Linked DNA regions of Mus musculus: all the other regions are linked to region 1. The links are chromatin loops, found by intact Hi-C in ENCODE. Cell type or tissue: left cerebral cortex. All regions are shown on one strand.

Evidence for each region. A loop is a pair of places that touch in the nucleus more often than their neighbours do. Peaks named below come from ENCODE experiments on the same cell type or tissue, not always from the same donor. Only the 100,000 strongest peaks of a DNase experiment are listed, where the experiment ranks them.
Region 2: it touches region 1 in a loop (6-fold over the local background); 9 of 42 quality-filtered maps call a loop at or near these places.
Region 3: a loop joins it to region 1, with 8 times the contacts of the local background. A loop is called at or near these places in 22 of 42 quality-filtered maps.
Region 4: a loop joins it to region 1, with 4 times the contacts of the local background. A loop is called at or near these places in 11 of 42 quality-filtered maps.
Region 5: a loop joins it to region 1, with 2.9 times the contacts of the local background. A loop is called at or near these places in 17 of 42 quality-filtered maps.

The regions. Positions count from the first base shown.
Region 1 is chr10:12,609,656-12,614,655 of GRCm38, reverse strand. All of the region lies in intron 50 of Utrn (utrophin), which reads left to right. Among named protein-coding and RNA genes, the nearest start is that of Gm25139, 240 kb to the right of the region's middle. In left cerebral cortex, a CTCF peak has its summit at 2,009 (motif pointing right); DNase peaks (open chromatin) are centred at 736, 2,038, 2,902 and 4,445; H3K4me3 peaks cover 2,997 bases; H3K27ac peaks cover 2,365 bases.
Region 2 is chr10:11,838,819-11,843,818 of GRCm38, reverse strand. No RefSeq gene overlaps it. Among named protein-coding and RNA genes, the nearest start is that of Gm22546, 190 kb to the right of the region's middle. In left cerebral cortex, a CTCF peak has its summit at 2,483 (motif pointing left); DNase peaks (open chromatin) are centred at 2,151 and 2,508.
Region 3 is chr10:11,447,749-11,452,748 of GRCm38, reverse strand. Epm2a (epilepsy, progressive myoclonic epilepsy, type 2 gene alpha) reads right to left here. Exons shown (of 4, transcript NM_010146.2): 3 at 3,866-4,107. Among named protein-coding and RNA genes, the nearest start is that of Epm2a, 110 kb to the right of the region's middle. In left cerebral cortex, a CTCF peak has its summit at 2,667 (motif pointing left); DNase peaks (open chromatin) are centred at 1,011, 1,410, 1,814, 2,631 and 2 more places; H3K4me3 peaks cover 372 bases; H3K27ac peaks cover 597 bases.
Region 4 is chr10:11,359,596-11,364,595 of GRCm38, reverse strand. All of the region lies in intron 1 of Epm2a (epilepsy, progressive myoclonic epilepsy, type 2 gene alpha), which reads right to left. Among named protein-coding and RNA genes, the nearest start is that of Epm2a, 19 kb to the right of the region's middle. In left cerebral cortex, a CTCF peak has its summit at 2,150 (motif pointing left); a DNase peak (open chromatin) is centred at 2,124.
Region 5 is chr10:12,216,360-12,221,359 of GRCm38, reverse strand. No RefSeq gene overlaps it. Among named protein-coding and RNA genes, the nearest start is that of Gm23680, 140 kb to the left of the region's middle. In left cerebral cortex, a CTCF peak has its summit at 2,287 (motif pointing left); a DNase peak (open chromatin) is centred at 2,289.

The sequences.
Region 1 (5,000 bases):
GATCGCTGCTCTTCATTTATAATGCAAATTCTGAGGACTCTTCAGAAGTGTGGTAAACTTAAAATGATGGCGGTGGTGAGAACGTCTCTGCAGAAAGTTGTGGTTTTGTTACATCGTTTACAAAGGATGGCAGTTTCCTCTCCGCGGTACCAGAAGCTCTGCAAGGTAACTGATTGGAAATAGGGAGTGGGTGTCTGAAGAATCCACTGTTGCCTGGCTAGGAAATACTCATCTTTCAGGCTCCTCTGAAGGAAAGGAAAAACTCCCTTTCCAGGCAACTGATTGCAAAAGCTGTTAAAAGAAATCGCTCCATTAAAATTTATTTAAGCCTATGAGACAAGTACTATTTTAGTACATATTTTATTTTACCATCTATAACCTAGTCTTCTGAGATGGGTTGTTTGGAGAAAATATGACAAACTATTTTCATTAAGACCTGTTACCTCTGGGGTACTTTACAATATCTTAATATTTAATGACACATTAATACAATGTTAAGCTCCAGCAAAATCAAGCAGAGAGCTCAGAATGCTCTTTCAACAGATTGCTTACCGTGCTCTTCTTTTTATAGCTGATATTTTCCAATTAAGAAAAGTAATGCCCATTTTAAAAACAAGCTTAGCCCCATTGTAAACATTTCTTATATTCTTGTGTGTCCACATGTCCTAGTTAAAGTTGAAGAACACAATTTTCTGTGGCCAGGTGGGTTAAGTAGTGTTTTAGGATATAACTTGTTTGACAGTTATACATTTTGAATGCAATGTCAGTTATTCTAAACACAAGCCGTCCCACGTCCTCCTGTGTTGTTTTGGGTTAGTATTTGTTATTGCCCATGGTCTTATCTTATTTAGTGTTCGTACTGTCTCCTTATTTTTATAAAAACAAGATGATATGATGCAAAAGGAAGATTATAGCAGCAGCAAATCAAATTTTATGTTATTACAATTTTCTCCCTGTACAATTCTTAGTATGCTTCTAAAGAAGGAATCTTACTGTTCTTTAAAAGATCAACTGATCAGTAATTGGGAAAACTGCCTCTTATCTCATTATTTTTCTGAAGATGTTAAATTTGATGTGTTGAAGCACCTAGGCTCTGCCTATAAAGCAATGGGTCTAGGCTGGGAAGCTGGATTCTGTTAATTTGATTTTTTTTTTTAATCACAGTGTTGTGCTTTACAGTTTGTCTAATTTAATATATGTCTGTCCAGAAACTTACTTTTTAAAATATAATCTTAGGAAATCGATTGATATAGTGAGACGTGCTTTAAAGAGATGCTATATTTTCATTTGTGTTAAGTTAATTAAAGCTTGATCCAACTTATTAATCCAGTCGGAAAAGTACAGAACTAACTGTTGGATATGTTGAGATTTCATCTGCTTAAAGAATCCGTGTGTTTTTGTAAGATGTTTACATTTTCACAAAAAGCCAATTTTGATAATGGAGAAGAAAAATGCATTCACTAAATAAGTATTAGTATTTTACTTTTTAAGTATTGGTATAGATACATGAATCATTAATATATGTTACTTTTTTAAAGCTAAGGATATAAATGTATGAAGCATTAAAAAAAAGCTGGGTTATTATTTTTCTCATCTATTCCCATAAGCACTTTCACAAAAGCAGAGGGGTTTTGAGCTGTAAGGCCATTGGGTGCGTTGACTTCCACACATAAAGCAAAGTTAAGGTGCTGGAGAAAGCTACTAAGTAGTCTTATGATAAGACCCTGAATAAGCACACATCATGTTACTGGAGTCATGGGGAAGTTCACTTCCAACAGGAGTATTCTTTGGGAAGATTTATTGAGATTTGTAATTTCTCAAAGATGCCTTAGAATTTAAATCTTCGGCACGGGCATTACTTTTTGGGAACCTGAGGTTGTCTTATTTGCAATTGAAATTTACCCTTTATATATTCTCTACCCTATGTGAAATTAGCTACTGCTCAGACAGGGAGGGGGGGGGCACACACTTCCAGTACTTTCCAGTAGGTGTCAGTGTCAGGCAGTGATATATGAGGTTTGGGGACTCCAGACAGGGAAGTGGCGTGATGCTGTTGTTGACTATGAATAAATGAACTGGTAGCAGGTATCTTTTATTTATCTTATTGTATGTGGGAAATGGATCCTAATGCATATCATTGTGGATAAAATTATAGGTACAGACTTAAATGTCAGTTGTCCTTCTCTGTTAATGGCATGGTATCTATATCTACTGAGCCTACTTGTTACCAGTGCTGTCACTGTGCTGCAAGTTTGACCAGCTGTACTGTTTATCTGCTTAGCGAGACACTGAATTCTCTTTATTTAAATTGCAAATGTTGTTACAGCTATTTCCCCCTATATCCCTTACATTCTCTAAATTTAGTCTTTTAGAAAGGAAATGTTAAATACTTCAGTGTTTTGCCATAAAAAATACAGAAAGTCTATATTTCAAGTACATTTAAAGACGAGAGAGAGAGAGAGAGAAAGAGAGAGAGAGAGAGAGAGAGAGAGAGAGAGAGAGAAGAGAAGAGTCTATTTTGCGTTCATCTTGGCATTTTGAAAACTGGTGTCTGAATATTTGTACCCTCTTCATCTTTCACATCTTTCTTTTGTCTGTTGTATGGGTATCAGTCATTTATAAGTAAGTGAAAAACGACTGGAAAATTGTGCACAGTATTCTTATTTTGAGTTTTATTTATTTGTATGTATTTCCCCCTGCCTATTTCTCATAGGGAAAGGGACAGGGATGGGCAGAACTTGGGGAAACTGTGGCTCTGAGTAACCCCCCTCCAACTGTACATGGTGTTGTATTTTTTGCTTTTAAAGGTGTTTCTTTCTGGTTATACAATCCCTAAAATTTGGGCAGGAAACAGAAACACATTGGCTGCTGACTTGAGAAGCAGCAGCATTGAAATTGCCCTGATGACCTCGAGCCACCCCACGCTAGATGCTAATTTCTCCTGATTTGGCTTAGATCACTTAGCTTCTTTAAAATATTAATGACTCTAGAGGATAATTTTTCCTCTATTAGAGCACAGTGGACACAAAGCTGGATGTAAGTGACTTTTAAGATTGCTACTGACTTTAACTTGTTTGCATTTTGTGATTATCTTGGCCTGTTTTCAGTCTTTGAATTGAAACCTGATTGAGGTTATGTTGAGTTAGAGAGGAATTTTATAATCCCACCCCCACCCCCACCCCCTCAGGGACATTTTTAATGGCATATTTAATAATTGACGTGGTAAAAAGTAGATTCTTACAAGGTAGATTAGTGGGTGAGTCATAGAACATTGAAAAATAATTAGTATTATAAATTGAGTCCTTCATGACTTCAGCATTTTTATTGATTTAGCTAATTATTTTGATTTAGTTTTATGATTTTTTTGTGCTGCCAGCATATGTATGTAAAACAGTTTCGCTGAAATAATTTTGTGCCCAAACATTTTGTCATGTGTCCTATGAGTTAAAATATTTTAAGCATCCTGGTGTATATTATTAATTCAAGGTTGTGCACAGGTGCCATGAAGAAGGAAACAGCTGTTCAAGAATCATAGAGTGTTGATTTGTTCGTGTGGTCAATATTGTCTTCTTACTGCCCAGACTGATTCGCCCCTTCATTCTGTGCATTTTTCTCCCACCATTGGCTTATTAGTAGGGGACAATGACGGCTTGGAAAGCCAGGGATGACAAGTGATGTTTAAACAAAATCAGTTTCTCCTCCCTGACGTCTGTATATATGTTTGTGTGTGAGAACCACATAGACCCTGTGTGGGTACTTTTATAAAGGGTAACTCTATAACTGAACATATCCCAATCACTCAGTGTTTGACATGACTTTTAAGTTCACATGCTGCCTGGCATCTGTATGTTAATATGAGGTTCATATAAGGTCAAGCATATGTGCTGGACAGTGGTGGCACATGCCTTTAATCCTAGCACTTGGAAGGCAGAGACAGGCTGATTTCTGAGTTCGAGGCCAGCTTGGTCTACAGAGTGAGTTCCAGGACAGCCAGGACTACATGAAGAAACCCTGTCTCGAAAAAACAAAAAAATAAACCAAAACAAAACAAAAAAGGTTGAACATATGTGTTTTGGGGGAAAAAAATAGAACACGTGAGTGGTGCATTTTAAAATAAGCCTTACAGGTTTTACTTTCAGGTGGGGTGTGTTGCTCTCCTTGGATAACTAAACCCTGAAGTGTTTCAGAGCATGAAACAAGCTTGACTTGGCCACAGTCTGAATGTTAAGACAGAGGTATTTTAAGACCATCTGTCAGGCTCCCTTGGTTTCTCTCAGTAACCAAACCGTACACATATTTCTTGAGCCACAGTAAATGGACGTCCTAGCCTGAGGTCCCCTTGATCATGAGTCAGTTCTTGCTTTCATGAGAAGCCAGTGGGTTGGGTAGTTCAGAAGGTGTATGGAGGTGGAGATGCCGTGGAGCAAAATGGCGGATGCGGAGGGATTCACATTTATTCTCCCCTTTCCTTGGTGCTGTTTGTGGTGTCTCATCAGAGATGTGTGAACTCCCAGAACGAGTACTTTCTTAATGCTCTGTCTTCTGCAGTTCCTGCTGAGGTCCAGATTACTGACTCAAAACAGGAGACCTTCCTCCCTGCCTGTGACTGTCACAGGAGTTTTGTTTTGTGGCTTCCCAAAGGGGCAGCAGCTTAGCTGATCTGTGACCTCCCTTTTTACCATAATTCCTCATATCAACGCGAATGTCAAAATTATCTTTTATTACTTAAGTAGTAACATATCGTTAATCAGAAAACCCATGTTACCAATGACTTCACTTATGATTTAATGCAGTGCTTTTTACATGATTAAAAAATAGCCGGGCGTGGTGGTGGCGGACGCCTTTAATCCCAGCACTTGGGAGGCAGAGGCAGGCGGATTTCTGAGTTCGAGGCCAGCCTGGTCTACAGAGTGAGTTCCAGGACAGCCAGGAAAATACAGAGAAATCCTGTCTCGAAAAACACCCCCACCCCCAAATGCCGGTCACAAAGTTAAGTGGTT
Region 2 (5,000 bases), 770 kb after region 1:
CTTGCTGTGACTACTATATGACACAAATCATTTAGATGGTAAAGGGGGGGTATTTTGGCTCACTGTTTCAGAAAGATTTCAGTGGGAACACGTAGCAGAGAGAACTTATATCTTAGTAGATCTGGAAGCAGAAAACATGAAAACCAGGAATAGTTATAGTCCCTAGAGTCTTTTAGTAGTGTCCTGCGGGCATCGAGGCCTAACCTCTTCAAGATGCTACAGCTCTTTAAATAGAGCCACAAGCTGTGGATAACACATTCAAAAATATAAGCCTATAGGAGACATTTCAGATTTAAAATGACAGTTAGACCCTCCCTAATGTTACCAGATACCAGTGTCTAGAACTCAGAGATACCATTGATGTCTAGAGTGTAGATGGTGATGGTGAATGGTTTCTGGCTAATGAGTACAGCAGTTGTTTCAAATGTTACACAGACACACGACATGCATAGAATCAGTAGATGAGGTATGTCTATATATAGCACACAAAGTGAGAGTTCAAACTGTTGAGATCAACCAATTATGCTTCTTCGGTTTTCTCAATGGAAATGATGAAGCACAAATAAGATAAATATAGCCTACATGGTGACTTTCATGTACAGAAGCTAGGCATGGGGCAAGCCATCTGAAAGCCACCTTCCCCCATGGTGGTAAATGCTCTCCTTCCAAGGGCTTTTTTCCTCAGCCACCTTCCTCGTTCACTTCAGGATCACTAAGAGATGCAGATACATCCAGTTTTCAATCTCTGCTTCATTTTAATGCCTTCACTGCTGTGGCAAGGTGTGTGAGTGTTGTCAAAATCAAGATGTCATAACTCAATGTCTTACAACAAGTACTACCTGGTGTCTGCTTACTATTGCTTCTTGTTTCTATGGCAATGGTGTTGTTAACTGCTTATATGACCTGCCCCGCTTCTTTGCTATTTTAGTCAAGGTACATTTCAGTCTATATTTCTCACTTGCTAATCAGAGTCATATTGAACTTTTTGATCATTCAGAGGGCACGTAACAGCTGATGTTTCTGTGAGCAGGCAAGAAGAGGTCTGAGGGTCTAGAGGATTCAGGCTTCACTCGGACTTTTCAGTTCAGGTTCTATCTCTCTATGTCCCTGTTTTCTTTTCTGTGTATCTTTAATGGCAAATTCAAATTTTTGTAACGAGAATACTATACTTATTCATAAAGGAATAATATTATTTAAAGGTATATAAAACTCATTTCCACATTGCAGTATCTAGAATGAAGAAGAAACTTAGATGTTGTCTGTATGTCTCATGGCCACTGGTCTAGAGAAGTTCCCGAACTTGGGAGAGAGAGAAAGCAGAAGTGGTAGATTGGAAAATCCAGGATAAGCTTTGGGCTGAGTCAGGGCAGGATGTGACTGGACCACATTGGAGCAAACAGTTGATGACTGCTTCAGGAAGTTCACAGTCCCTTGCTTTTGCTCTCCCAGACCCAGAAGCTCTTCCTCCCATCTTTCATTTTTCATTTCTCTCTTTCTTTTCACCTCTATGGTTTCCTGGTGAATTTCAAGCAAGAATCTCTTTACAGTCTATCTTGACTTTACATTTCCCATCCTATTAAAACCTTTTTATAATGTACAAGATTCCCAATAGATTATCGTCATTTTCAGTCAGAATCTCTTTCTTCCATTAGAGCAGACCCTATCCCCTTATCAGTTCCAGCCTCAGATTCAGTTCTATTATTGTTGCAAAGAGGATGATGACAGCTCAGATCTGAATACATACCATGTGACCCCTGTTCCCCTATCAAGAATGTTAACACTTTGTTTCCCCATGATTTGAGTATAGCCTGGCCTTATGACTTGATTTTTGGCAATAGAATATAGCAGACCCTTCATCACAAAATCTCTCATTCTTTGGCCTCTCAGAAACCACCATACCAAGAAGCCTAGAGAAGCCCCACTGCTCAGAGAGATGATAATTGACAGAGACACGAAAAGGGCCACTATCCCACTGCCAGGTGATGGCATCGGATGACTGCTCCTTCAGAGATGGTGAGTCACGCAAGCATGAGCAAGTAAGAGCAGCTATTTTAGGCAACTATGCTTGAGGTGGTGTGTTAATGCCATGAGCCAAAACTGAGGCAAGATCTCCGGTTGCGTGTGACTTTCGAATGTTCTTGTTTGTTGGTATAGCTGTGAATTCACCAACAGGCAGGTGGCAGTCACAATTAAGGGAGAAAATAGCATCTGAGTGGGTAGAACCCCTGGGCCTGCCCCTGCTGAAGCAATTCCTCCACAGAAATAGCAACATAATTGGCAGCAGCAGTTTTCCTGTGGAAGACAGAATTTTTTTTTTCACTTACGAAACAAATATATTTAGCGGCAGTCCCAAATTTATTCCTGTCTATAATTGGTAATTAATATTAAGATTAGTGTTCAAATTCCTCTTCCATTCTAGGTTTGCTTCTGTGGAACTTGGGTATCACAGGGATTAAATTGCCCACACTTCAGGTCTGCAAAGTCCAAATGTGCCACCTTGAGGTAGAAGAAAACGGAGCCGACTACTAGCACCAGATTTACAAATGAGTCAGGAGGCACAGCAGGAGCGTGGTCAGACTAAATGACCTGTAAGTCTAGAACCAAGCAGTGGGATGTGAAGTTCTTATTGAACCAGCCAGAGCAAAGTCAAGATGCACGGAGTCAAAGCTATGAAGGTTAAAACTCTCAGCTCTTTCAGTGAACAGGAAGGGAGGTGGTGTTGCTGAGCTGAGAGCACATACGCTGGCTGAAGTGAGAAGTTATCGCCCTGCTTACTCTGTGAGTTTTCGGGAGGGAATGAAAGGCTAGCTTCCCTAGGACCCTCAATCTTTCAAGAGAGGCTGAAATGTTTACTGTTAAACTAAATAATTGAGTTTCTAATGTTACCTGATAATTCAAAGAGAATAGTCTTGGGAGGGTTTCACACATGCCTGAATCAGACTAGTTTGTCACTTTGAGAAATACTGTCAAATGAGACTCACTGGATTGACAGCTGGTAGAGCCACCACAGGTACCAGTTGCCAGCTAGAGCCACAGTGCTGGGCCTGGCTTGACTAGGAAGCTGTTAACTTGCGTCTGCTACTGTGTTGTTTGCTTTTCTGTCTCTATAATCACAAGATCCAGAAAACAATGTAATATGAGAAGGACTTGATTTAACTCATAGTTTCAAAATTTTAGTTCACATGTAACTCCACTGATTCCGAGCTAGAGCAGATCACCATGGTAGTGCCATACTAGCTACAGTATATAGTAGGGTAACTTACCCGCCTGACAGAGGCAAGAAGTAGCAAGAGGAGAAGGAGAAAGAGGAGGAGGAGGCAGATGATAAAGAGGAGGAGGAAGGAGAAAGGGAAAGGGAAGAGAAAGAAGAAGGGGCAGGAGGAGGAGAGAAAGAGAAAGAGAGAGAAGGAAGGAGGAGGGCGAGGGAGAGAGAGAGAAAGAAAGGAGGGGGCAAGAGAGGACAGAAGGACAGGAAAGGCCAAGGAACAAAACCTCCCAAGGACTCAAACCCTCATTGTCTGATTTTTTTTTTCCAGCTAGATCTCCACTTCTAAAGTTTGGAGATCCTTCCAAGATAATACCACTGTCTGGGAATCAAGTGTTCATCACATGAGCCTGAGAGGACATTAGTAGTCAAACCACAATGGCTTATTAGGAAAGGTTCTCAAAGGTGCAGAGCCTGAGATGGGGTAGCTGAGGCTAGGACTAGGACTCTGGGGATTGTCCTGGAGTCAGTGACTATTTCCCAACAAGTGTATTATCATCTCAAAATCCTAACAAGTTGTGGAGCTTAGTATAAATAAGATGATTATCAGCCCCAATTTTATTGAAAGCAAAGAGATTATTGCACACTGTTGATGTTGTCTAACATAGCAGCTCTCACTGCTGTTCTTGGATGGACCCTCTAGTGCTCAGCAATTGTCTCCAGGGCAACTACTTATGTTTTCTATGTCTCAGATTGCAAGGAGGTGAGGAGGAAGTAAGAGCAAAGGTGAAATTTTACAAGCCATTGATTTAATTTAAACACACAAAAAAGTTTCTAATAAAAACCCAGATCCTTCGCTTTCTAATGTATAGCCGGTCCAGCATGTGTGTGCACGGGCTTATTTCTATACAAGGTATATGTGTAGCTCAATCATATATTAACTGAACACTCACTCCGCAGCTAGCACCTTGCTGGTTACTACTGTCAATGACACAGAATAAAAACTGAGATCCTGAAGATGCAAATCCACATAGAAACCTTGCTGAATGGGGGACTTTTGGTATAGCATTGGAAATGTAAATGAGTTAAATACCTAATAAAAAATGGAAAAAAAAATATAAAAAAAAAAAAAAAAAAAGAAACCTTGCTGAAGAGAAAGCCGAAGCCAAGGCTGAAAAGCAGAGTGCTATGCTGAAGAGCAGGGACAGGTAAGCTGAAACATTAGAACTGTGTGCCACTGACGATAGCTGAACCTAATCCATTCCCATTCCGTCAAACGCAGGCAGGAACATTCCTGAAGCCAACTCACTGAAAAGCAGAATAAGTCAGGGACGTCTGTCTCTGATAAACCTGTCTCCTTTGGGGATGTGGTCTTCTTTACCTAGTTCTTACTGAGTTCAGCTCATGCCTGAGGACATTGTTAGCCTTGAAGTGCCTTCAGGTAAAGGTTCCTCCATTCTCTTTCACCCCCATACTCTGTCTACCACAGAGCGCAACAAAGATTGAGGGCAGAGCTCCTCATTTTTAAGCATCTTTTCCCTCCTGTTTCTTTACACAAAGGAGATGGCAGAGCAGCAGTGTGAAGCTGTAAGTTCATGTCTCTGGGCTCACTCTGCTTCCTGGCTCCTCAGCAGCAAGGAGCACTGAGCAAGGAGCACTGAGCAAGGAGCACTGAGCAAGGAGCACTGAGCAAGGAGCACCAAGCAGAGACACCCAGGATGGGGAAGATCAAAATCTTCAGTGGCAGTTCTCGTCAGGGCTATCCCTGAAAGTTGGCTGATCTCCTGGACCTGGA
Region 3 (5,000 bases), 1.2 Mb after region 1:
TGCAGCTAACTAAATTGAAAAAAAAATTGTAAACCTTATGTAGGTCAAGCAAAACACTCCACCATCTGTGTTTCTGTCCTTGGAATTTAAAACAAGCACTGGGCATAGATGCTCACTCAACAAGCATTAGATACCTCCCTAACAACTGAACGGCAATCTCACTTGTTTGATCTGACATGTTAGAATTCTCTGTTCTACCTTTTGCTCCTATCCTGCTAGAGGCTAATCTAAGTCTGGGATAACTAAAGCTCCCTGAAAGGGAAGCAGGGATTGAACAAGCCAAGGTTATTAGAAACGGAAGAGCTTTTTAACACCCGACTCTTTAGAGCCTGAGGTAAGGGAGGTCAAGACCCTCTCCAGGGCTGCTTTGCTTTGTCTACGGTTGGCCAAGGAAGAGGTCCACAGCATACATGTGCATCTTCCCTGTCCTACTCTGGGGCGATACATAACTGCACACTGGCACTTCACTTGGAAAGTCTTGTTTTCCACCTTTAACAAGATGGATAGATGAGGGTCTATCCTATCTGTAACATCTTTTGGTAGAAACATAAAGAACTCTCACCCCTAACTGAAGGCTATGGGTACTTGACAGCTCTAAGCAGGGAGAGCCACTTTTCTTTGCAAAAGTGTCTCCAGTCGGTTGACCATGCTGCAGAGGATGGCCCTGTACCATATAGGCAGCACAAAGTGGACACCATGATTTATTTACAAAACAAACACAAAGAGAATACAAAGTGGGCAGGGTACCGGAAGTCCAGGGTGCAGGATGGACCTAGAAGGAATTACAGGGAGGCATGTGGATGAGTGTGTTCAAAACACATTTTATGAAACTCTCAGAGAAGTAATAAGATATTTTTTAAAGCTTGTGACTAATCTTACAGTCTATTATAATCTAGTTAGTAGAGATCCCATCCCTGGATGGCCAGTACAGGAATAGACCCGTCTACAAGCTACCCAAGGCCGACCAGGCTCCAGCCTGCCAGGTATTTAGGCACTGCCAGGTCAGTGTTATGGCAGAAAGGCAGAGATGAACTGAGTCTGCTGAGTGAGAGAATGACTGAAGCGTGGTAGCAAAGCAACACCCAGAATCTTAGAACTCACTGGGAAGGAAAGAGCTAAGCTGTTACAGGAACAGAGCAGAGAGCAGCACTCAATGGAACTTCCCCCTGAGAAGGGGGGTTTAATGAGCAAACGCAGTTTATTCCTTTGACTTGGAGATTTTTTTTTTCATTCCCCAGGTGAAAGAGAGGAGCCATTTTTTAAAAAGGAGAACTGAAAAGGAAGATATCTAAGCTAGTCGTCCTTATATGACAAAGTGTACAACAGGAAGGATCGATAGGACAATTGACTGCAGCCGCTCTATGACAATTGAGTCTAACAGACTCTCCTTCCAGACTTCACCTGACAGCATTATGCAGCAGCTCAGAATGCTTCCAGACAGATCCCACCCCCCTCCCCCTGGTGTTCTAAAAATACTCGGGTGGGGGAATCTATATGTGCATTGGTCTATAATTATAAGCTACATAGATTAATCTGTTGGAAGAAAGTCACCCTGCCACTCTGAAATGGTTAACTCTTTGATAACCTGTCAAGGTCCAACTGAACCAAATCTTTTATTCGGTGTCAGTGTTTGTGCTATGGCAGTTGTGGGCTTCTTGGCTCTCTTCCTGTTGCTATGATAGCTCTGCATTGGAGATAGCCATAGACACCCTGACCTGGTGACCCAGTGACCCCCCCACAACCATGCTTTGAATACAACTACAATGGCTCCCAGCAGAAAGATGAAACCAAACTACTGAGAAAATTCCCTTTTAGACCTGGGACCCTTCAGTTAGCAGAGCATGGGAAGGGGAGGGTGGAGTAGCAGAATTAATGGCTCAACTGCTCCCTGCCTGCCTGTCCCCTCCTGTTTACCCAGGTGGGCAATGATGCTGTGGAATTAGAACCATAGACGCCAAATCAAAATCTCTGTGCTACAGTTGAAGGCTCGAACAATTCTTTGACTGTCTTAAAACCAGACAGACGATCTCCAGAGAGCTAAGCTGTCCTTCTCTCTGCTGATATAAACTCTGTCTGGTTTGGGGTTTAGCCTCAAGAAAATGCCTTAAATTCCACCTGATGTCTTTGAAGTGTCAAGGTGGCCAGTGACATGGGTTTCCTATGGTCCTCAAGATGTTCTGTTTTACAGACCTCTGGTTTCTGGGAGATAAGCTATGTCCCCTCAGTTCGTAGCTTTGCAACTAATCATGAACACAAAGAACAGAAATTACGTGGGTCTGGGGACTCTGCCTGAAGCGTACAAAGAAACGCGCAGTTGCGGCTTCGCAGCCTGGCTTTGGGAGCAGTTCTGTGACACAGAATGACACCCCTGAAATGTGGAATGTCTTTCCACATTTCAGTCTTAAGTTACATAACCATTTTGTACCTGTCTTTTCCTCTGCAAAATGGGGTGACTACAATGTCTGCCTAGAATCTTCCCTGAAGCTGACGAGTTAATCCATTTCGTTCATGAGAGGGGTGGAGACGTAGCATGCATTACACCGAGAGAGAGCTGGATGGGGAGAAACGTTTTCGAGCTTCCTGGCCTGGCTTCAATGCCATTCTTACCCAGAAGAGCAAATCTTCAAACGCCCCAAACCCATGCACTCTACAGCTCTCTGCTGCCCCCTGCTGACACGTTACTAATACTGTCGTAGAGAGGTGGCTCTTTTACCGGAAGGAAAAGTTAGACCTGCTTTTCAGCAACTGTCTATTGCATCTATAGCCGGCTCTTCTACAAGCCCGAGCTTCTGCGCCTTCGTCTGTGCTCCTCCTTGCCCTCTCATTTTCCTCTCTCTGCCCACATCTCCCATCCAAGCCAGGCCCACTTCAAACGCCCCGGAAATCGTGTAGTCTGCCTATCTGCCCCCGTCAGAGACAAGCCATAATCTCCAGAGCACATCACATCATTCATTGTCCACTCTTCTCTGCGCTGTAATTGGTTCTGAACTTACCTTACTGCCGCTTACATACTATGTCACATCTATGACTTAGTCACCTGCTTCCCCAGCTGTACCCGACCGCATAACCCATTCATAAAGACTGGTCTCGCATGCTTGCCCAGTCAGTGCTGCCTCACTAACTACCATGCTCCTCCCCACAGCCCAGGGCCTCACCTTCCAGATTATTACCCATCTTACTACACCCACCTCACTGGACTCCCAGACCCAGCTGCAAGCTGTTCCTGCAGCAATAGATATACTTTTGGTAAACAAACTAAAACAAAAAGGACCTCCACCCTCCCCGGCTTCCCACCTTTTTCCCTGCTGAAGCTATTCTGACAATGTAACATCGTTTGCTACTGTAGCTCAAGTCCTGGGGGTATTTTCATATTCTCAGTTCTTTAGCCACACTGGTCTTTCAGTTCCTACAAGGTGCCACATCCTATCAGGGCATAGAGATTCTTCTACATCGCTATTTCTTCCATCCTCTCCTCTTCCTCGTGCCCTCTCCCCAGTCACTGCAAAGCCACTCCCCAGTACCTCAGGCATCACGGCCTCAAAAGCCTTTCTAGATTATCTACGCAAGCTCCCCAAAATATCTGTCTGTCTTTATAACCAACCCATTGTGCTTTTAAACCCCTACTTTAGTTCATTCATTAAGACTTGCCATCCCTTAGGGACTGTATGCTCCATACACACATATATATGAAGCCACGTTAAACAGAATCCTGTCAAAGTGTCTAAATGCATATTAAATCTAAATCCCTATGTTGATTCCACTTTTATAATTCAGAGTTTAGACATTCAGTTATAGATGAGAGGAAGACAAACAGGTCCCTGAAGCAAATTCAGCAAGGAATCCGAGTGCTACTTCTGGCCCTTACCCTCAGTGCTCATGTCTGGAGTGGGCATCCAGATGTAGGACAAGCCTTCTTCCTTATACAGCTTCATCATGGTGTCTGGAGTCATGGGTTCAGGGTAGCGGTTGCAGCCTGAAGAATTCTGGATGATATCCCATTCAGTCTGGAAATTCATGACAGCTGTAACTCCCAGTTCATGCTTCAGTTTGATGGTCACATGTTCCAGTTGGCGAGGGCAGCTACCCAGCCAGATATTTGGTAGAATTCTAGAAAGAACATACGGGGTCAACCATTACTAAGGTTCTAACTTGAGTTCTCAGCATCTGCATACAACATATGCTATTGAAGTACAATTCATCTTCCAATCTGATAAGGCTGGATTTTTTTTAAGTATATAAGAAATAATACTAGTTTTTAAAACTACTTGTTTTACTGCTTCAGGAAAACTTATTATGATATCAACAAGCACAACAGGAAGTGGACATAGAAACTAAATCTAGGAACATATGAAAATAAACTCAACATGTTGTATGTGCTCTATGAATGTTACACAAAATCTATCAATTCACAATTTGCTAAACACATGAAACTCAAGAAGAATGAAGACTGAAGTGTGGACACTATGCCCCTCCTTAGAATTGGGAACAAAACACCCTTGGAAGGAGTTACAGAGTCAAAGTTTGGAGCTGAGATGAAAGGATGGACCATGTAGAGACTGCCATATCCAGGGATCCACCCCATAATCAGCATCCAAATGCTGACACCATTGCATACACTAGCAAGATTTTATTGAAAGGACCCAGATGTAGCTGTCTCTTGTGAGACTATGCCGGGGCCTAGCAAACACAGAAGTGGATGCTCACAGTCAGCTAATGGATGGATCACAGGGCTCCCAATGGAGGAGCTAGAGAAAGTACCCAAGGAGCTAAAGGGATCTGCAACCCTATAGGTGGAACAACATTATGAAATAACCAGTACCCCTGAGCTCTTGACTCTAGCTGCATATATATCAAAAGATGGCCTAGTCAGCCATCATTGGAAAGAGAGGCCCATTGGACTTGCAAACTTTATATGCCCCAGTACAGGGGAACGCCAGGGCCAAAAAGGGGGAGTGGGTGGGTAGGGGAGTGGCGGTGGGTGGGTATGGGGGACTTTTGGT
Region 4 (5,000 bases), 1.3 Mb after region 1:
CTGATTTCTTATTGGTTCATTTCTACTTGGGGCGGGGGAATCATATTTGAAAGCTGATTCCCTCAAATTACCCACTCCCCTAATTTTCTCTCGCCTGCAAATTTGGCAAGCATGGTTCCTGATGAGCAGAGGAACAGGAAAGGACCTGACCAGGGGGATTCTCACTCTCACTCTATGTCCACATTGGCAAACTTATCAGAGCCCTGAGCTCTGAGAGAATAGAATCCACTTGCTCACCCTCCATGAACCTACTTAACTAACTCACTGGCCAGACAGCTCTAGTTTCGTTTGTTTGTTTGTTTGTTTGTTTGTTTTGTGTCTTGTTTTTTAATTTATAGACAAAGCAAATGTGTGAATTTTCTGACACTAAAGGTCACCATGGCTGACTCGTTTTACCACTTGTACAAATTGGGATTGGTGCTTTATCAGAAATAAATTCAAAGGCAATTCTTAAAACACCAGAAATACATAGTGGTGGAGAAATTTAGGTGGTTCCCAATTCCCTTTATAATTCAGTGCAAAATTATGAGCTAACATCATCAGAAACATGTTTTAAAGCTTTACCCACATAGTGTCCCCATGGTTTATATAGTAGCTCACAATTATGACCCAAGCGACAAAAGGGAAAGCCGGCCTAATGACAAGGCCCTGGAACCCTGTGGGATTTGAGCACAAAGTCATTATCCTTTCCATAGTGAGTGTGAGTTTGAAGGGAGCCTAAGCTACATAGGATTGTGTCTCAACAAAACAAAAAAAGGAAGGAGGTGGGGGACAGGCCTTGGGAGAGTGCTCTATACATTTTAAAGCAGAATAGAATAAAATAAGCATTTTCCTCCCTGTAAACAGCAAAAAATGCATTTGGCAAAAAGCAATTAAAATTTTGTATCATGTTTCAGCTGTTTAAAAGCAATGATAATCTCTATTTGAATCAAATTTTATAAACAACTCTAAATAGCCTGATTTTTCAAAGCAGTTATTTCCTCTTAGATAAATTACAGTTCCTGTTGTGGCATCAAAGTTGCCCCTGACTAAGTAGACACTAAAAGTCATTGTGGTGCTGAATAACTCTACTTTTCTGTTTGCAACAGGATAAGAATCTTGTAATACACATGTGTTCACTCACAATAAAACCTTAATATCAACAGATGTCAGCAAGGAATGATTTATCACAGTTCACAGGGTACTTTCCTTATGCAATTCATCTCACTGAATTAATTCTCCAGGAAATTCTGACACGGAGCACACTGATCTGAAACCACGATAAAACATCTCTCCAGCATGTCATAAATATCAAAGGCACAGGCGTAACAATAGCGAGATGATCTGATGTAATGAGCAAAGCCTTCGTCGCCGTTGTCAGAAGCATCCACAGGCGGGCACAGGAGATGGCTCAGTGGGTAGAGCACTTGCCCCTTAACCTCAAGAAACTGAATTCAAAGCTGAAAGCTGTAGCGTGAGTCTGTCATCCCTCAGATGCTACCTCTCAGAGACGGGAGGAGGCGGGAGGATGCAAGCAGGCTCACGGGCCAGCCAGTCAGGCATCTGTAGCAGCAAATGAGAGAACCTAACTTAAACAGGGCAGAGGGCTAAGATCAACAGCAAGATTCTTACAGATAATTTTAATCTTAATCACATCAAAGTAATTTACATATTCTAGAGCAACATAAAACTAATACTTAACTCTTCACACAGGGAAAAATTCTAAAAGTTCTAAATCTTATGAAACTCTTAACAGAATGGAAAAAAATGTTTCAGAATTTCCTGGGAAGAAATTGGAAGAAAGAGAAAGCTGAGATGGAATAAGGTATTTGTTTAAAATAGAGGAAGCTGCATCTGGTAGTGTACGCCTTTAATCCCAGATCTTGAAGGCAGAGGCTGGTGGATCCCTGTAAATTAGAGGCCAGGCTGGTTTACATATTGATATTCATACTGACTTTCAGGCCAGCCAGAGGTAAACAGTGAAACCCTGTCTTAAAAGAGAAAGAGGGTAGGGGAAGAGTGAGAGGAGAAAGAGGAGACAGAAAGGTGGAAGAGGGAGAAAGCAGGGAGGAGGACAGGGAGAGGGAGAGACAGGGAGGAGAGGGAGAGGAAGGAAGGACACACACAAACCATAAAGAGTACTAACGAAACACTGCCACCTAGTGGAATCACAAGACAGAGAAAAGTCTGAAAAGGATTGCAAGAATCCCATGGCACTTTCCAGTTTTAATAACAGAAGTTAATCTGAATACATGATACCTCAAGAAATCAGCTGTACTTGAAGCAGTGGTGTTATTACCCTTTCCCTGACTCTGATAATGGCGTTCACATTTACTTAGAAGCAAAACCTACAGCACTCTGCTCCTCTCTGCCCCTGTTCATCCACTGGGCCACTCCTCCGGAGTCTTGAGTCCTGCTCTTGTCCAATCTCTAACCTCCACACAGGGTTAGACTCAGAATCAGGGACAACCAAGGTCCCAGGCATGGGTCTCCATAGCACAGCCTGAGCGAGAACTCCGTTGACCTGAAAATTCTTGTAAGACTTCTATTATGTTCCTTTAAAAAATTGTAAAATTTGGTTCTATCCCAAGGAAAAGTAGTGTATCTATTTTAATCTTAAAAGTTTTCTATTTTCAAATGACTCTTTTTAAAAAGTGGAGTCCTGGACACTGTGGAATTTTTATCTGCTAATACAAATTCATCTTAGTGGCATGGGCTGACACTGAAGAAGAGAAGACAGCATGAATACCTTAGTTAGATCCTGAAAAGTGACTGTATCCAGTTTGTTCACTCATCTGGTGTTTAATGAAATTTCTAAGCATTGTTTTGTGCTTTAAAATATGCTGAGATGGTACCATGTGTTCCTACATGGTGGAAAGATAATTCTTTTAAATTATTTATTTAGATGTGATATGCTGATATATACCAGGCATGCAGACAGAGAGAAGAAGGTCTTTATAGTGCTGTGAGCATAGATCCTGACTCTAAAATCCTATATCATAGCAAAGTTGTAGCTAGCTAGGTGAGGGCATCAGGGCTTGTATGTACAGTGATATCTAGAATCAATATACTACCTAACTAATTTATACACTTCCAAGTTGATAAAGAGTTGAGTGACTGTATTAGTCAGGGTTCTCTAGAGTCACAGAACTTATGGATAGTCTCTAGATAGTAAAGAAATTTATTGATGACTTACAGTCGGCAGCCCAATTCCCAACAATTGTTCAGTCGCAGCTGTGAATGGAAGTCCAAGGATCTAGCAGTTACTCAGTCTCACGCAGCAAGCAGGCGAAGGAGCAAGAGCTAGACTCCCTTCTTCCAATGTCCTTATATTGTCTCCAGCAGAGGGTGTAGCCCAGATTAAAGGTGTGTTCCACCACACCTTTAATCCCAGATGAAAGGCATAGCCCAGATTAAAGGTGTGTTTCTTAAACTCGGAGATTCAATCTTGTGGAATCCATAGCCACTATGGCTCAAGATCTTCAAACCAAGATCCAGATAAGGATCTCCAAGCCTCCAGATAAGGGTCACTGGTGAGCCTTCCAATTCCGGATTGTAGTTCATTTCAAATATTGTCAAGTTGACAACCAGGAATAGCCACTACAGTGACTTTCAACAGACAGGAAGTGCACAATTCATACATACAGAGAGATTTGAGCTCCATACAATGCCACCTAGCCTCATAGCTCAGTAACACTGGCTCCAGCTGGAAGGGGATGCAGTCTCTTCTTTCTGTTAACATTGAAGGTTATGTCTCACACCAGAAGCTCTGATGAAAGTCTTCACACAGAATCCCATCAATACTGGCCAGGCACCAGTTAGAAAGGACATCCACTCCTAGAGTGTCACCAATGGACCACAGCAGATGCACATAAAAATTCTTATTTACAAGATTTATGGTGGGGAAGTATGCTTATTGGCTGGATTTGTGAGGTATGGTCACCTATAGCTCAGGATCCTGCCTTGGCATTGTAAATCTCCTCCCTTGCTCTTCCTATGTACTGGGATTACAGGCATGCAACACTAAACCTGATTGTCTTTTTTTTTCTGAAAAAGGGAAAATTATGGTGATATTTTCTCAATGACTAAAATTAAATTTAGGGGGCGGTGGTAACTTTTAAGACAAGAGCTTGAGGTCTGCAAGGTGACTACAGGTTTAGGAAAGTGATTTACCTATATTCCTCCAGCCCTGGACTTAAGGAGATCATTGAGGAAGAACTCTGAGACAGTAACACACCAAAGTGCAGATATAAGCAGGTGGCCCAAAGTGAAAGAGACACGAAATGAGGGTGGATGGTCTGGAACTTGTGCTTTTCTGCAGAAGCAGCTTCTGTTCAAAGGTCTAAGGAATATTAAAGCATGGAATTTAGAGAAATTAACAGACTTTAAGCTGTAGAGCATTTTTGTCTTCTAATCACAGAATACCTAGTTTCCTTTTTAAAAATAAAAGTTTAGTTTGAATTATGTCTTTCTACATCTTATTTCCAATTCCCTTGACTCATGAGTGGAGTCTAAGTGTCTTTCTCTAACAATAGAACCTCTTCATTCATTCAAAATCAAAAGGCAATCAAATCAAGTAAAAAAAAAAATCCCATGTCCAAAATTCAAAAGTAGTAACACTGAAGCCTATTTTATATGCAGATACACACATGCCAAGTCCAGCTCAGCCATGTAAGCAATGGAATGACATGGTTCCTGCCCATGGAGCAAAACCAGCAGGGCATGGGCCTCCACAAATACTGATGGTTTCTGTGGCTGTAAGGCTTGTTTGTAGAATACTGTACAAATTTCCATGCTTCCCCTTCAAGAACTGTCCTCTCTGCCCAGGCTAATGACTCCATGATAATCAGAAACAGTACGAGTTCAGGAGATGAGAGTGGATCTAATGTCTCAGCAAAATGATAAATGCTATGACCTTAAGAAAAGCTCTTAAGGATGTGGGAAAGAACTCTGAAAATATGAGTTCAAAAATATGTAATTTTTCAACTATGCAAAATATAAGGATGCAATATGAATTGAAT
Region 5 (5,000 bases), 390 kb after region 1:
TTTTTGCTTACTTAGGCGGGCCTGCAACACAATTTAATAGCTCTTTGCCAGGAGAAGACAAAAACAGAGAAATCACTCTCTGTCTCAGTGTCTGTCTTTCTGTTTCTCTCTGTTTCTTTGTGTGCCTCTGTCTGTCTCTCTGTCTCTGATTCTCTCTGTCTCTTTGTCTCTGTGTTTCTGTCTCTCTCTGTCTATCTCTCTCTATCTCTTTCTGCCTCTCTCTCTCACTCTCTTTCTTTCTGACCCAGAGACTACAGTGTCAGACTGGAATGATAGCCTAGAGCCAAGGCCTACTGCTAGCCAAAAGTTAAAAAATTTTTGAGCAAATGCCTCAAAGGTGCAGGCCATTTTAGACATGAGCTTGTACTAGATTTAGAGACTGAACCACTGAACTGAAATCATAAGCAAACTAATATATACATTTCAGAACTCTGAAGTCTGAAGACTTAGGATTGGATAAAGCCAGTAATTAGGAACTGTAGATTAAAAATAAAAAAGCTAATGGGTAAATAGAACACATGCTCATCGGAACTCTCAGGCGAACAGTAACCTTACTCCCTACTCCCACAGGAGAAGACAGGCTGAAAGTATTTCCTTTCTATTCACGTCTAAGGTTTAAACATTTGGCCTCAAAGGAGCCACTGGAAAGCCTGAGAAAGCTGCGTGAGAAAGCCATGAAGTTAATTAAGTGGGGCATGATAAAATGTCACAGGTTCCTGGAAGACAAACTCCAGTAAACATAGCCAGGAGCTATGGAGGGCTGTGGTGGGAGAAGGAGACCCTCCGAAAAAGCAGAATTAGCCAAAGCAAGGAAAGGCCACCACTGTCTGCCTGAAGGATCTTTATTCTTCTCATTAGTATTTCTGTCCTTCCTTCTTCCCTCCCTCCCTCCCTCCCTTCCTTTCTTTCCTCTTTCCTTGTCTTTACTCTACTGTACTAGAATTCTCAGTGGATGGCCCTGCTATATTAGCAACGATTCTTCAGAATATCCGACATGAACTTTTTAAAAAATTTACATTCCAGTCATTGTCCCCTGCTCATCCTGGTCCCCTCTCTCACAGTTTCTTATCCCACTCCTTCTTCCTCTTGCCTCTGAGAGGGTGCTCCCCACAGCAGACCTCCCCCTTCCCTGGAGCCTCAAGTCTCTGGAAGATTAAGCACACCTTCTCCCACTGAGGCCCGACCAGGCAGAACTCTGCTATGTATGTGCCAGGGGCCTTGGACTGGCCCATGTATGCTCCTGGTTGGTGGCCCAGTCTCTGGGAGCTCCCTGGGGTCTGGGTTAGTTGAAACTGTTGTTTTTTCCTATGAGGTCACTCTCCCCTTCAGTTTCTTTATTCCTTCCCCTAATGCTGGGTGACAGTATCTGCTTCTCTCTCACTCAACTGCTGGTGTGGCCTCATGGTAGAGGACAGCCATGCCAGGCTCCTGTCTGTAAGCACAGCATAGCATGAGTAATAGACAGACATGAACTTTTAAAAATCCCGACTCCTCTGTTTTGTCAAAGTGTCTTTACCTTTCTATTTCTATTATCTATCTATCTATCTATCTATCTATCTATCTATCTATCTATCTATCTATCTATCTATCTATCTATTTATTCTTCTCTCATACAATATGTACAGACTGCAGCGTCCCTGCCCTCCAACCTTCCCAGGCCTTACCTTTCCCTCAGATTTATTGCTCCTCCAATTCCCTTTAGAAAAGAGCAGAGCTCCAGAAATGTCAACCAAAGACAGACTAACAGGACACAATAAGACCAGGCATAAATCCTCATGTCAAAACTGGACAAAGCAACCAGGCAGGAGGGAAAGGGTCCCACAAGCAGGCAATGGAGTTAGAGGTGCTCCTTTCCCACTGTTTGGACTCTCACAAATACCCAAAGCTAAGCAACCACAGCATGTATGTAGAGGATTGAGTATAGACCCATGTGGGCTCTTTGATTGCCACTGAAGTCTTTGTGAGCCTCTATGAGCTGTACATAGTCAGTTCTGTGGTCTGTGGTCTCCACCCCTCTAGCTCCTACAGTCTTTTCTGCCAGTCTTCTGCAGGGCTCTCCAAGTTCCACCTAATGTCTCTGCATCTGCTCCCATCAGTGGTTGGAGGAGGTCTCTCTGATGGTGATTGGTCTAGGCACCAAGCTATGAGGATAGGGGATTATTAGGACTCATTTCATTGATTTTTTTTTTCCTTGTCAGTCATATTTGGTTCTAGCCTAGGTCTCTGAACCATTCAGCTTCTGGATCTTAGACATCCAGGGAGTGTCAGACATGGGCTCCCTCTTGTGGCTTAAGCCTCAAGATAAATCAGTCACTGGTTGGCCTTTGTCACAAGCTCTGAGCCACCATTGCCCCAGCACATCTTGTAGGCAGGACAGGTGTGGGTAAAAGGTTTTGTGGCTGGGTTGGAGTTGGTCCCACCACTGAGAGAGCCTTGCTAGTTTACAGAAGATGACTAGTTCAGGCTCAGTACTCTCCATTACTAGGAGTCCTCAGTAGGGTCACCCTCATAGGTTCCAGGCAGTTTCCACTGAAGTGAGTTTCCACATTCCCAGAATGGCCACTTTTCCAGTTGTTTCTCCCTGTACTCTCTCCCTCCTGCCCTCCCTGCCCCACCTGATTCCTTCTGTCTGCATGCTCACCCCATCCCAGTCTGCCCTCACAATCTATTCTATTTCCCCTTTCCAGGGAGACCCATGTGTCCTTAGAACCCTCCTTGTTACTTAGCCTTTCTGAATCTGTGGGTTGCACTGTGATTATTGTTACTGACTAATATTCTTTTATAGCTGAGTACATGCCATGTTTCATATATTTGCCTGAAAATTTGATGATGTTATTTTTCCTAACAGCTGAGTAATACTCCAATGTGTAAATTTACCACATTTTCTTTATTCGTTCTTCCATTGGGGGACATCTTGTTTTTGTTTGTTTGTTTGTTTTTTCCAATTTCTGGCTATTACAAATAAAATCGTTATGAATATAGTTAAACAAGTATCTTGGGTATATGCACAAGAGTGTTATAGCTGAGTCTGGAGGTAGACTGACTTCCAGTTTGATGAGGAACTGCCATATTTATTGGCTGTACAAGTTTTCCCTCTCACCAGTAGTGGGCAAGTGTTCTCCTTGCTCCACCTTCTTGCCAGCAGGAGCTATCACTTGTGTTTTTGTAGCCATTCTGTCAGGTGTTAGATGGACTCTTAGGGTTGTTTTGATTTGTATTTCCCTGATGGCTAAGGATGTTGAACATTTCTTTAAGTGTTTCTCAGTCATTTCGGATTCCTCTATTGTGAATACTGTTTAGATCTGTATCCCATTTTAAAAATTAGATTGTTTGGTTTGTTGGCGCCTACTTTCTTGAGTTATTTATGTATTTTGTATGTTAGGCCTCTATCAGATGTAAAGTTCGTGAGGTTTTTTGTCCTTCTGACTGTGTCCTTTGCCTTACAGAAGCTTTGCATTTATTAATTGTCAATCTTAGAGCCTGCATTATTGGTGCTCTGTTTATGAAGTTGTCTCCTCTGCTAAGATATTCAAGCCTATTCCCTATATTCTCTTTTATCAGGTTCAGTGTATCTGGTTTAATGTTGAGGTCTTTGAACCACTTGAACTTGATTTTTGTTCAGGGTGATAAATATGGATCTATTGGCATTCTTCTACATGCAAACATTCAACATTTTTGTCAGGAAGAGGAATTGGATTTTGCTAAAGGCTTGTTTTGGTATTAGTGAGATAGTTGTTTTTCTTCTTTCAGTTTGTTTATAAAGTGTATTACATTCACTAATTCTCATACGTTAAATCATCCCTGCATCTCTGGGATGAAACCTATTTGATCATGGTGGATGATCTTTTAGATGTGTTCTTAGATTAGGTTTGCAATTATTTCTGTACCTATTATCATAATAGAAATTGGTCTGTAATTCCCTTTCATTGCTAAATCTCTGTATAGTTTGGGTATCAGGGTGACGGTAGAGCAGAAGTGGAGGAAAATTTAGTTTATTGTGGTGTGTGTGTGTGTTTCTGTGTGCAGGTGTGTGTATATATTTGTGTGTGTATGTCTGTTGGGAGGATATTGTATACCTAACTGTAAGTGCCTGTAGAGGCCAAAAGGAGGTATTGGATTCTCTGGGGCTGAAGTTACAGGCAGTTGTGACCTGTTTGCTGTGGATTCTAGAAAATAAGTTCAGATCCTCTGGGAAAGCAGTATGTCTTCTAAACCTCTGGGCCAGATATCTAGCTGCAAGAAAGGAAACTTGAAACTTTAGGCCACTAGGGTTACTATGGTGACACATCTTATCCTATGTGAGAATACTCTATGCTAGCAAAACATGGTAGACTGTCTCTAATGCAGGAATTAGACAAAACTTGAAGCTTACTTTTCTGGGGGGTGATAAGTATTTTATGAATGAGAATATGGTGTATTAGAGATGATGATCATGGCAAAAAGAATAGATTGTCCTTAAATTCTAATGTTTCTTCTGTTTTATTGTTACTGGGGGCAAATGTAGCCTAACATGCAACCACTGTTATTAACCTCACTTGATGCATGTGTGGATAACCTGATGAATGCTCCCCGAGAAAATAGGAAAGACTATATATATATATATATATATATATATATATATATATATATGTGTGTGTGTGTGTGTGTGTGTGTGTGTGTGTGTGTGTGTGTGTGTGTGTGTATACACACACCACATTGCTGAAGAAGTGAACATTTCTCTTCTGTTCTTTTCTATTTTGCCTGTATGTAGTCAACTGTGACACTTGACAGGGTCAATTACACAAATTGTAATAACCAATCAAATGTAATAACTAATAGAATCCTGACATGAGAGAGGAATAAAATGTCTTTTATTGTAAGTATTATAAAACTTACTGATTATAACAATAATAAACTAATCCATAACTCATGTAAATACATCTCACATACATACACACCACACATCACATATATACCACACATATATACAAAACACATATACTGGGAGCATCAGAGTCATG